2 separate regions of the Homo sapiens genome follow, and region 1 is linked to region 2. The links are chromatin contacts, found by Hi-C or POLR2A ChIA-PET in ENCODE. All regions are on one chromosome and are shown on one strand. The core of a region is the stretch at or near the end of the contact, and the rest is flanking DNA. Distances in the headings are between cores, read along the strand shown.

Region 1 (6,290 bases), core at 3,423-5,922, 160 kb after region 2:
CCTCATCTCCCCTCCCCAAGAGACCAGCTCTGACTGTGGTTTTTAAGAGGCCCAATTTCCTCTGGGACCTTCACCCTGTGCACTCCCCACCCCACTGCCACCCACAATGTGCAGACCCCTTTGGGTGGCCTGGAATCTGCTCCACTAGGTGACCACAAAGCCCCTTTGGGCTGGCTTGGGGGTCCTTTCCAAAGCTGGGGGCAGGAGAGGAACCCTCTTTTTACTTCTAAATTTATCCATCCTTAGCTCCATGAGCAAATGCCCCACTCTTCCTGGACCCCACAATAGAAACACAGACTTTGGCTGCCCTTCTTTTCACCCCTAAGGAGGGCTGCTTTTGCGCTAAGGGGCATTAGAAGATCATCCTCTGCCAGGAATGCATAGATGCTTTTTCTCTGCAGACTCTGCCCTGAGCTGATTTGACCTGATTGACTGGAGAGGCAGGGATTGTGGAGCAGAGCGGGAGGAGCATAGTGGGAGGGGGCTGGGAGAGGCAGAGGGAGAAGGAAAGCTCAAAGTCCAGAATTTTAGAACCGGAGGAGGAGAAGGAAGGACCCTGTAGGATCCAGCACCCCATCCCACCCATTTCTCTGCCAGAGTCACAAGCAGTCTGCCCCCTTCCTGTGTGGGTAATTGGCAAAGCCCGGACAAGCAGGCAAGTCTCCGATTCCATCCCAGCCCAGCACCGCCCACCGTCTTATTCAGGCAAAGAGAGTTGACTGTCTTGGCAGCAAAATGAAACCTTTTGATTTACGAGGAATTCTGAGATATCTTCCAGCTGACAGTCTTTGGAGAATTGCACAAGCCCACACTTTTGTGGGGGCAGCATTTAATGAAATGAACACATGAGTTATTCGTTTTTCATTAAGGATGACATGCAGAGAGTACATATCAGGATGAAAAATAGGTCCTGGCCTGGGGCTCCACAGCCTCATGATCTTGAGTGAGCAGGAGAGCCAGGAGCACCCACTTCCAGAGGCAGGGAACGGGAGGAAGGAGAGCTAACACCTTCGGAGCACTTACTGTCATCTTCATTGTCTCCCGTAATTCTCACTAGGTACTCTTGCTCCAGAGTTACAGATGAGAAAACTGAGGCTCAGAGAGAGCAAGTAACATGCCCAGAGTCACCCAGCTAGTGAGGGACAGAGGTAGGATTTCAATCCCAGGCTGCTTTGGCTCAGCTCCAACAAGCTGTCCATGCAGGAGCAGGAGGCCAACTGTGCAGGGCCTGGGGACCAGTGGTGCAGACGGGACCCACGCTGCAGACGTTCACTCCAGATGGATGCTGAAAGACAGAGGAGCCCTGAGGCCTGGCAAGGAGAACCGTAGGCTTTGGTGGTCAGCCAGGCCCGGCTGGAGGGTGGCTGAGCCTATGAAGTCTGGGAAGCAGTTGGGCCATGAAAGTGATGCCCAGCAGTCTCTGTTTTTGCTGTTTTCCAGCTTTCCAGCCTCCGAGCAACTTGGCATCTGTATGAGAAAACCCAGTCAGCCCTCATCTCAGATGCAGGTGCAACACATATGGCCGTCAAGCTGGGCAGACCTGAGTTTGAATCCTGAGCCTACCGCTCGTTAACTGTTAGACCCTGAAAAAGTGCCTCAACCTCTCTTGAGCCTCCACTTTCCATACCTGTCATGTTTATTTAACAATACCTACCTCTCAGCATTTTCATGAAAGTTTTAAGATGATATTATTATGAGTAGCAGCTGTATAACAGTAATAATAACTCATGTATACTGAGTGTATTTATATGCCCTGTACTATGCTGAGAACTTTACATACATTACCACATTACCTGACTTAACCTTCAAAACACCTCTCTGAAGAATTGCTGTTACATAACAGCCCCATTTTACCTGCAAGAAATGGAAGCTCAGAGTTCTTTGTTGCCCAGGTCACGTGGTTAGCAAATAGAGTCAGGGTCAGAATTTGAACCCTGGTCTGCGTGCGCCTGCAGCCCACCAATATGAGTCTTAATGAACAAAGTACCTACCATACAGTAGACCCTTAACAAATGGGAGTTCGAGTCCTTTCTTTCTCCCCTAAATGCACAGATTTTCACAGTGCCCTCTGAGATTTGCTTTAGAGCTTGCCCACATGGAGTTTTCAGAAAGTCAGGAGAAAGCGAGGTGGTGGGTGCATCCCCCGATCCAGGGACCCCTCCCTCCCCCCGCTCAGCCTTCCTTCCTTTTAGGGTTTGGCAAAGGCTGCTTCACTCGAGGCCTCTCATGGAGCTGGAAACAATGCGAGTTTATTTTGGCACGGCAAAGAGGGCCCGATTCCCCTTCTCTGGACGCCTCTGTGGGAAGAGGACTAGAGAATGTGGCCCAGGCCGCTGTCAGTTCCCGTTACTCTCCCCAGCACGTCCACGGCCGAGTCACAGCCATCACATGTAGCTCTGAGAAGGAAATGAGATAAGAGCTTTCTTTCCACTTCAGACTGATCATAAAATTTCCCCTCCTCTCTCCACGCTCCCCCACAAAAAGAAGTTGAACCAAGGACATGGTGCTGCCGTTAAACTGAATACTCTTAGCAGATCTCTTCTCAGTCCTGTGGGGACATCCTCACCTGGGTATTTGGCTACCTGTGGCAGATACGATAAGCAGGGCCCATGGCCAGTGTGGTGATGGAAGTCATAGACACTCAGAGTGGCAAGGGACTGTCACTGTCCTCTGATCCCAGCCCCTACCTGGCTTAGATTCAGATTCAGCCAGTATTTATCAGATGCCAACCCTGGGCCAAGCCAGGAGTGCTTTTGCATCTGTTATTTCATATTTCAGAATCCACACAACGTTCTTTTTGGAAAGGCCTTACTTTCCCATCTTTACAAATGTGGAAACTGTGGCTCAGAGAGGTCAAGTAGTTGGCTCAAGATCATGACGTGAGTAGGTCAGTGGTAGCGCTAGGATATGGTCTTCCAGCTCTGAGACCAAGCCCTGTCTGTCCCAGGCACAGGAGGAGTCTCTTCTACAACACTCCAGGTAGAAGATTCATCCAGACTTTGAATTCCTTGGGTATTCCTTATTTCTAAGGAAAGTCTCATCTAAAATGTTTTTAGGGGTTGAACTAAAACCTACCTCTCTCTCACTTTCATCTATGGGTCCTATAAGTCCTAAATCTAACTCCAGGCAAAGGGAAGAAAGCCAGAGCTCTGCCCTTGGCCATGTCTGTTCTTCAGAGATGAGAAGATGGCCCCAGATGACCCTTGGCTGCCCCACCCCTGTCCTAGAACCAGCCCTGCCACTTCCTAAATGTGGACTCATTTCTTAACATCTCTGAGTTGCCATCAGATGGGGGCGATGGTGTCTACGTTGCCAGATGGCTGAGGGACTCAATGAGAGGATGTCTCAAATGCACTTCCCCCAGAGCCTGCACACAATTAGCTCTCAGCCAATGGCAGCTATTGTTGTTTTATCGTCAATAGTATTTAACCTCTCCAAACCTTGGTTCCTTTTCTATGGAGTGGGAATTATAATACCTACTTTCGTTTCCCCCATCAACGCAAGTAGGCATTCCAATAATACCAACTTCACATGTCTGGGAGGAACGCACAACGATGCAGGCAGAGAGCGCTCAGAAACTATGAAAAGCAGGTCACGTGCTCTGGCACCCTGGCTGCCTTTTTGGGGAGCCTGTTTCCTGAGCCTTCTGTCCTTCACCAGAATTTTCAGGGTTGTGATGTTTTTCTCTTCAAAAGCATCTCCTCTGTAGCCCACTCCCCACCCCCAACAAACTTTTTTGAGCTAAAGAGAAAAAAAAAAACCATACAAATAGACAAGTGTTTAGTTGGCCAGGTGCAGTGGCTCACGCCTGTAATCCCAGCACTTTGGGAGGCTGAGGCAGGTGGATCTCTTGAGGTCAGGAGTTTGAGACCAGCCTGGCCAACATGGTGAAACCCTGTCTCTACTAAAAATACAAAAAAAGTAGCCGAGTGTGGTGGTGGATGCCTGTAATCCCAGCTACTTGGGAGGCTGAGGTGGGAGAATTGCTTGAACCTGGGAGGTGGAGGTTGCAGTGAGCCGAGATCATGCCACTGCACTCCAGCCTGGGTGACAGAGTGAGACTCCGTCTCCAAAAACCAAAAACCAAAACAAAACCAAAAGAAAAGTGTTTTGTCTCTTTTTTGCCTCTGCATGCACCCTGGGGTCAGCTGGAGTCTTCCCACCCTTTACAATATAACAAGGGTGATTCAAATCCCCTATCCTGGAGGTGGTAAAACTCAAAAGACAGTTGAGGGTAGAAGACGAAATGGCACGCATCTCAAAGACAGAGAGCAGAGAAGGTGTGCAGGTGCGGAAAGGACTGCTAGTGTCCACAGGGAACCCAAGGCCACTGACCTGGAGGGTGGGAGAGAAATGGGCGGGAATCGGAGGATGTTGGGAGAGGGAGGAAGGTGGCCCACACCTCAGCTGGGAGGCCCTATTGGAGTGCACAGGCCCCTTTGCTTGAAATCCAGGAGAAGGGGGCTCCTGAGGCTAGAATTTGTGTAGTTCTTAAAAGTTTTCAGAAGCACATTTTCCCCTGTAGATTCTTTCCTGGAACAATCCCACCAAGCCTGCAAGGTGAGGAAGGAAATTGAACACGCCCCTCCTGAGCTCCTCAGGTGCACCTCGTGCTGCTGTCCTGGGGCCATCTCCCAACTCCTCCCAACCCCTCATAGCCCTGCTCTGGAGCAGGTAAATATTCCTCACGCCAGCAGGTGAGGAGGCTGGGGCCAGATGACAGCTAGTGAGGGAGCAGAGACAAGACAAGGCGAGCCTGTGACAGAGCGAGACCCTGTCTCAAAAAACAAAAACAAGACATGTGAGCTTGGACTCCAGTGTGGAATCCCATGTCCGCTCAGTGCACCTTTCTGCCGCTGAAAGTACAAGAGGAGAGGGGAAACCCACAGGTGGAGCTGACCATGAGGACTGTCACAGGTGAGCTCAGGGGCTTGGGCGCCACCCCACAGGCCATGGGGGGCTGCTGACCAACTCTGGGAGTGACATCATGAGGAATGTGGCATTTTAGGACAGTTGCCTTCTTAATGAAGAGGACTCTGCTGAGTCTGGTGTAGCCAGGGGTGGCAGGAGCCAGCTGACATGGGTATGAGGGCTACTCCCTGACCCTCTCGGGAGGGTGTTACTAGCAGCAGCCACTGCAGCCCTGAGCCCCAGAAACACCATTGTGGAGGCTTACAGTGCCTTCTCGAAGCTACCCAGCTTTCCCTCACCAGGGGCTGGTCCTTGGTTCCCACCTGCTGCCATTCTTCCAGCTTTGAGAGGCAAATCCAGAAATCAGCCCTCCAGCTTCCTCTACCAAGAAGACTGGCGGTTACAACCCTGGCTCTGTGGGGCTTCTCTTGCCCTCTCTTCTGACTGCCCTACTTGGCTCCAGGTGAGGGTGAGAGGAAGCTGGAGATGGAAGATGCAGCTGGGGGAACTCACCAGGCAGGTCTCAGGTGAGAAGGGTGGGTGGGGAACCCGGCCCTGGCCCAGAGCACTGGAACTGTCCAGCAACCCTGGGGAAGGTGAAAAACCACCACTGAGTAGGCGGTGACCTGTTGGGTGTCGGTGAGGGGAGCCCATGGGCTGCAAAAGGCACATTGGGGTCTCCCTCTTCCCATTCACACTTCACCCTCCAGTCACCCCAGCTTGGCCCAGGGCCAGGCAGGGGAGGCGCTGATCAGTCATCAGTAGTGCCGCGATCACAGTTTTCAGAGCTCCTTCCCTGCCTTAGCCTTCTTGATCCCTCAACAGCTCCTTGCAGGAGGGAGGTAGGGCAAGCTTTGTCTTAGTTTACAGATATGGAAACTGAGGCTCAGAGAGCTCATATGACTTCTCAAAGCCATGCAGTTGATGAGGGACAGAGTGAGGTCTAAATGCAGGACCTCCCAAGAATGGTGGACTTTTCCTCTCTGCCTTGTCCCCCCACTTCCTCTGTCAACTCTAGGAAGATTGGTCTGGGGACCCCTGCAAAGGCACAGATGGGAATAAGCACCTTGGTCAAAGGATGATAAGGAAAATGGTGGACAGATGGGTTGAAGAAGGATCGCTTGATTGAATTATTGAGACCTTATTTCCCTGAGCCTCCATCAGGTGATCCTTATATCTGTCCTGGAACACTAGACCACCCAGAAACAGGTGCAGCAACCCGGGCCAGCCCAGGCCGCTCATTCTGCTCCTCCTCTTGCCTCTCCTCCTCCAGGGAACTCTTTGAATAAGAGGACACCAGATCATGCCTGCAGTTCCAGCCCAGGGTGAGGTTGAAACACTTATGCTTCCTATTTAAAGCCACATCTCATTCATCATTT
Region 2 (5,971 bases), core at 3,451-5,950:
CCGCAAGACCCAAGAAACCAGGGTTGAAATGCCAGGCACCAAAGCTGCTGCAGCCATCATCCAAACCCTCCACACAGACCAGTCACTGGCCCCAGTCACTGGCCCAAGGCAGGGTGGAGCATCCAGACAAGGTGGGGAATGGAATTTGCCCAATAATGGATGCCAATGATTTGAGGAAGACAGCAGCCAAGGGAGAAATGGAAATGCAAACCAGGTACAAACACCAATGGGCCCGGCGCTGTCCTGAGCACTTTATGCATTAGTTCATCTAGTTCTCCTGGCAGTCTTATGAAGTAGGCACTGTTATTCACCCCATTTTACAGATGAAGAGACTGGGGCGCACAGTGGCTATAACTTGCTCAACTCACAGAGCGAGCCAGAACTCTGGGCAAGTTTGTTGACATTTCTAGTCCCTAGTTCCTCTCAAAAGAATGAGGGTAATAAGTTATGACATCTCCTCATAGATTTGTTATGCAGATTAGATGGGATAGTCTATACACAGCACTTAGCAAAGGATCAGAAACATTTTAAGCACTCATACTTAAACCCAAAGTCACTCACTAGGTAATTGGCGTGATAAGATACATGGGCTATAATTACCAAAAATATAGCTGGTAATTTAAGAAAATGGCCAAATGTGCAAGGTAGTAAAAGTCTAGGGTGGGGCAGGGGACATAAAATACCATAGGAACTGAGGAACAGGGGGTCAGGTCTGAAGAATCTGTTTTGCATGAGACACTTTGTAGGCCTTTGGAGAGAAATTGTGAGGAGGACTTGAAGGACGGACAGTTGGCCCCCAAACTCCAGGCTTTCACTCCCTGAACTAAGAGGGACCTTGAGCAAGCCTTCACCTCTGGGAAGAAGCCCTCAGCAGCCCAGATAGGAGAGCTGAGGTGTCTGGAAAAGCCCACACCGAGGCCCAGGGCTGGGCCAGTTATGGAAGGCCATCAGTGCAGCCCCGTCTTGACTCCTGCTGCAGAAAGACTGGGCAGGGCCGCAGCTCCAGCCCATGTTCCAGATTTCTGCCATGACCACCCTCCTGCGTGCCAGCTTGAAACCACTGTTTGTTGACATGATCTCCCTGACTTCATCCATTTAGATCATCTTTGGCTCACTGACCTCAGCCCACTCCCTTCACCTGCTCTATTATTTTATTGTGACCCCTGATTCCAGGCAAGACATTCCATTCACTCCATCAGCCCCAATCTGGGAACCTTGTCAGCAAAGAGGATTGGCCAGGGATGAGGAATTGTGGTGAGGTGAAAGGAATATCTCTGATAAGAGATGTAGCAATGCTACTCACTAATAGCTCTAGATTCTTGGCAAATGCCTAGGAACTCACCCCACATTTTTCAGCAGAGGGTGTATTAGCTGCATTTTGGAAACCTATTAAGAGTTGTAATTAGCAGCAGGGAGAGAACAAGAACTCTTCTCTAGGGCAAGTGATAACAGCAGTAAGCATTGAGTGGACAGTGATCATCCAGCCAAGCCATGATACCTTTCCTCCTCTTCCACCTCTTAAAAAGAGACTGGAGCTGTGCTCTCAGGCTCAGGGAATTCTACCTGACTGTACTGCTTTGCCTCCAGATGGATTCCCTCTCCTGAGCCCTTTCAGGTAGACGGCTGCATTGGACAGTACCTGGTTTGCATTTCCATTTCTCCCTTGGCTGTTGCCTTCCTCAAATCACTGGCATCCATTATCTGGCAAATTCCATTCCCCTCTTGTCTGGATGCTACACCCTGCCTTGGGCCAGTGCCTAGCGGCCCCTGGCCTGTGTGGAGGGTTTGGATGATGGCTGCAGCAGCCTTGGTGCCTTGCATTTCAACCCTGGTTTCTTGGGTCTTGAGGTTGTAGCTGGGATGTGGCAGGTGGAACCCAACAAGGAGATTTACCTCCAATGGTAAGGAGGGGTTTCTGTGCGAGGAAATGAGCACCTGGGAACCCAGGCGGCCAAAGGTGATTGAATTGTTCCGCACAAACTGGGTTACCCCTCAGGGCTGATGTGGCCTGGAGAGACACCCCTAAAGTCATCATGTGCCTCTAAGATTTCGCTAGGAAAGTTTCCAAGAAAAGGCTAGATTTCCATTGGGCTTGAAAGGTGAGCCACCCACACTGGGCGCTCAGGTCTGCATTTCTGCTCCAGTGTTCCCTCAGTCCAATTTTACACAGCAGTAACACCCTCTTCCCCTCATGTTCTGTTGTGTTCTGCAGATCCTACAGGGGAACATCATGATAATGAAACCTTTGTGTTTTCCATGGCTGCTACAAAAAGACCAGATCAAACATTTTATGACACTTTTGTTTTTGTGTTTCTGTATGCTGCATGTGAAAATATCTATTACACAAATCAAGCACTCTGCTTTCCATTGCCAAGCATCTTTGGCACAAGAGCTGTAATAAGAAGTGTAATGAACATAAAACAGTTTTTAGAATCACTCCTTTGGTAGCTGGTATATGAAGCTGACAAGGCCCCCTCTGCCAAAGCTGCAGAAGGTCGGGCATATCCTTCCCTTAGCTCATATGGCTGCAGAGGAAGGAGGTGTCTTTCTTTGGGCTTCATCGCCAGGCAACCCACACACTTTGATGCTCACCTGTCTGCCTTGGGGGACTGGAGTTGAATGACTGCTTGTTTTGCTCCTGGGATCTGTGGGCTCCACAGTCGTCCCAGGCCTCCTTGCTTAATCGGACTCCCACCCATGGCATCTGAGTAGTTCCTCTTCTGGTCCTGTCACTATCATCTCCCTTTCTCTCTCTCAAGGCCTGTCCTTCTGTAGTACATCTTTTTAATAACTGGTAAGAGTCTCCTCCGACCTTCCCTTTGGAGACCTTTTCTCTTCAGTCAATCCCCGCCCCACCCAATCCCATCCCTTGTTCTCAGCGTCCTGCTCACAATCCCTTTTACTATGCCACTGACTTACCCAGACTGGCTAGGACATCTCTATTTGCATTGCATTGCAATATGGACTGAGGTGAGCTTGCCTATGAAATCAGCTGTGAACTTATTTTTTGTTAACTGTGATTTTAAAGGGCAGGGAGGAGAAAATGAATACTGAGGGAAGGAAAGGAGACCTAACATTTATTGAGTCCTTGGAGTTCTTGAGATAGATGCCTCATACACGTTAACTTATGCATCCTCACAATGATCTTGGGAGGTGTTATTTACTCCATTTTACAGAGGAGGAAATGGAGGTTAAATCACTTACACAGGCTGGGCACGGTGACTCACGCCTGTAATCCCAGCACTCTGGGAAGCCAAGGCAGGAGGATTGCTTGAGCCCAGGGGTTTGAGACCAGCCTGCCTCTACAAAAAAATAATAAGTTTTTAAAAATCACTGCCCAAAGTTCCAAAGCTAGTCAACAAAGAAACCGGTTACAAATTTGCTCTTCATTTAGTGTAAAAATCAATGAAACTTTTCTGAATGTTTCAGTCTTTAAAAAAAAAAAAAACATGAAGCATGCCATCCAATGAGCTGTGTGACCTGGGGCAAGTCAGTGGACCTCTCTGGGCAATAGTTTGAACATCTTTAATGTCAGGAGCCTGTGCTAGAAGGTCCTAACTCCTACAAGCTTTTAACCCAGGCTGTAATTGCCCTTGGGACTTCTTCACATCCAGTCCAAATCTTTAAAGAACCCAAGTCATGCTAACAAGAAATAAATGACTAACACTCTGGGAGCGCTAATCAGGAGCACTTCAGGAATTCCCTTCCTTTTTCCTGCCAGGCAGCAGTTTCACAGCCATTCTCCAGCTCTCCTAAATCAGGATCTGTGGGTGGACAGGAGGATGAGAAACACAGTGCTAAAGGGGCCTGGGTTTCTATGTCACCACCCCTGCCTACCCTCTGCCGCAGCCACTGTAGCCAGCGTGCCTCCACCTGGCTGTCTTTCCCTACACAGCCCGCATGCCCCCCATAGCTGGCTGCACTATGGGAAGGACTGATCCCCACCAGACAAGCTGGACTTTCCTGGCCTCCCTTGCACCCTGGGAGATCCTTGTCCATGTGGGGGAAATAAGATTATATTTATTAAAAACAATATAATTTATAGCCTCCGTGTACACACCTTGAAATTCCTGGGGCCATAAACTGGAAGGGCATTTCTTTAATCCCTGCAATTTACAGTTTTTACTCACCTGGCTTAGGTGGGGGGAAGAATCACACACATACATACCTGTTCACACATACACACATATGTATATGCACGTGTGTATACTGACTCTCTCCTTGGGATTTGCTAAGCCTCTCACATGAAGCCTCAACAGCCCTAGGGAACTGTGCTCAGGTCTCTGATTCCGCTGGAGCTTGCCAGCATTCCAGGGCCAAGTCAAGACTTTTGTAAATTGCTGAGAACTGAATTCTGACCTGGGAGCAAAGAGTGGACAAAGAATGGCACAGAGATGCCAAGGAAGCTGAGTTCAGGAGGGAAAGTGAAGCCTGCCCCACTCACCATGCTTGTCCTCTTCTCCCCAGCCTCCCAAACCCCAGCCCCTACACACACACCCGAAAAGAGGATTCAGCAACTGAATATGAGAGGGACAGACCTGGTGGAAGGCTTTGGTACCTGTGAAACTGTGCCCAGTTATTGATCTAGAGATTGACCACCAGAGGCAGTGTTATCATTTAAGACGAGTTTCCTTTGGCACTCACCATATCTTACAGCTTCTCCTATTTGTTCTTGTCCCAATCCTCTTCCGGCCCCCATCCAAGAAGCTCTGTGCAATTCAGCTAAATTTGTAGGACACTACTCCAGTTAGCACTGTGCTTAGGAATACAAAGTCCTTCTGGTACCAGGTCTGTTGCAAGATCTTGCACTTCTCAAGGTCACAGACTTGACAAGAACACTTGACTATGTTCTTGCTCCAACTTACAGAAACTGGAATGATGCAAGAAAGATGATGACAAGCTCATGCTCAAATAAAATGCCTGGGTCTTTCATCAAAACAGTGGCCAAGAAGCACATATTTGTACATTTTAAGTTAAAATAAGATGTTGAAGGCTGGTGTGTTTCATTGTCTGTTAACTGGTCAACAGTCCCAATTGCTTTTTTTTTTTTTTTTTTTTTTTTTAGATGGAGTTTTGCTCTTGTCACCCAGGCTGGAGTGCAGTGGTGCGATCTCAGCTCACTGCAACCTCCGCCTCCCGGGTTCAAGCAATTCTCCTGCCTCAGCCTCCCGAGTAGCTGGGATTATCAGCATGCACTACCATGCCCGGCTAATTTTTGTATTTTTAGTAGAGACCAGGTTTCACCATGTTGGCCAGGCTAGTCTCGAACTCCTGACCTCAGGTGATCCACCCACCTTCGGCCTCCCAAAGTGTTGGGATTGCAGGTGTGAGCCACTGCGCCCGGCCCCAGTTGCATTCAGTGAGAGCATGTGTGATGATACCTTAACTCCTATTTTTATTAACATCTAGTTTGTAAAGGACTACAGAGACACTGTGCTGAGCACCCTGGAAGGGTGGGGCTTGAGCCAGGCTGATGGACACGTGGGAGGACCAGGCTGGGGAAGGACTTGGGGCATGAACTTCTGTCTGGATATAGCACCAAGTGGGACAGGGTCGGGGGTCAGGGAGATTGGATTGGCCAGAGCACAGGAACTTGCAAAGAAATACACAACAGGACATAGGTAGGATAGAGAAGAGGCAAAAATATGTAAGTAGGCACCAGTTAGTGTAGCACATGATTTCATATACTGTATATACTTTAATTTAATCATAGCAACCATGTGAGAAGAGTACTATATCTTGACTTTCAGTTGAGGATTAGGCCCCAAAAAGGCTGCTGATACAACAGTACTTAATTTCAGGTGGGGCTAGGGACAGTGGTTCCCCAGCCTCTGACAGGGTTCGTCAAAGATTATTTATTTGCTTAATCTGAGCTACTTAGTGGTAAAGCCTAGATTCCATCCACCTTTTGTCTCCAGGCCTAGTGAATGCTCTTTTCATTTTACCTCACCTACCTAGTTACTACCATATT

What was found. A loop is a pair of places that touch in the nucleus more often than their neighbours do. ChIA-PET counts read pairs that join two places held with the same protein, here RNA polymerase II (POLR2A). Pooled maps may share reads with other maps.
Region 1: a loop to region 2 is called in a pooled map, with 2.1 times the contacts of the local background. The contact joins the promoter of LINC01118 here to the enhancer-like site in region 2. A Hi-C loop is called at or near these places in 1 of 168 maps with a recorded cell type or tissue (posterior vena cava) and 6 of 50 pooled maps. POLR2A ChIA-PET finds 5 or more read pairs at or near these places in 2 of 52 experiments (AG04450 and BJ).

Annotation. Positions count from the first base shown.
Region 1 is chr2:46,811,996-46,818,285 of GRCh38, forward strand. It overlaps LINC01118 (long intergenic non-protein coding RNA 1118), which reads left to right and starts at 4,673. Exons shown (of 4, transcript NR_034099.1): 1 at 4,673-4,917; 2 at 5,253-5,438; 3 at 6,185-6,236. RefSeq lists a silencer at 3,931-4,195.
Region 2 is chr2:46,652,554-46,658,524 of GRCh38, forward strand. It overlaps LOC105374584 (a long non-coding RNA gene), which reads left to right. Exons shown (of 2, transcript XR_940058.3): 2 at 1-2,436. Among named protein-coding and RNA genes, the nearest start is that of CRIPT, 38 kb to the left of the region's middle. Within about 2 kb of position 4,701, at least 8 of the 41 ENCODE cell types and tissues checked have a DNase peak (open chromatin) inside an H3K27ac peak, as active enhancers do.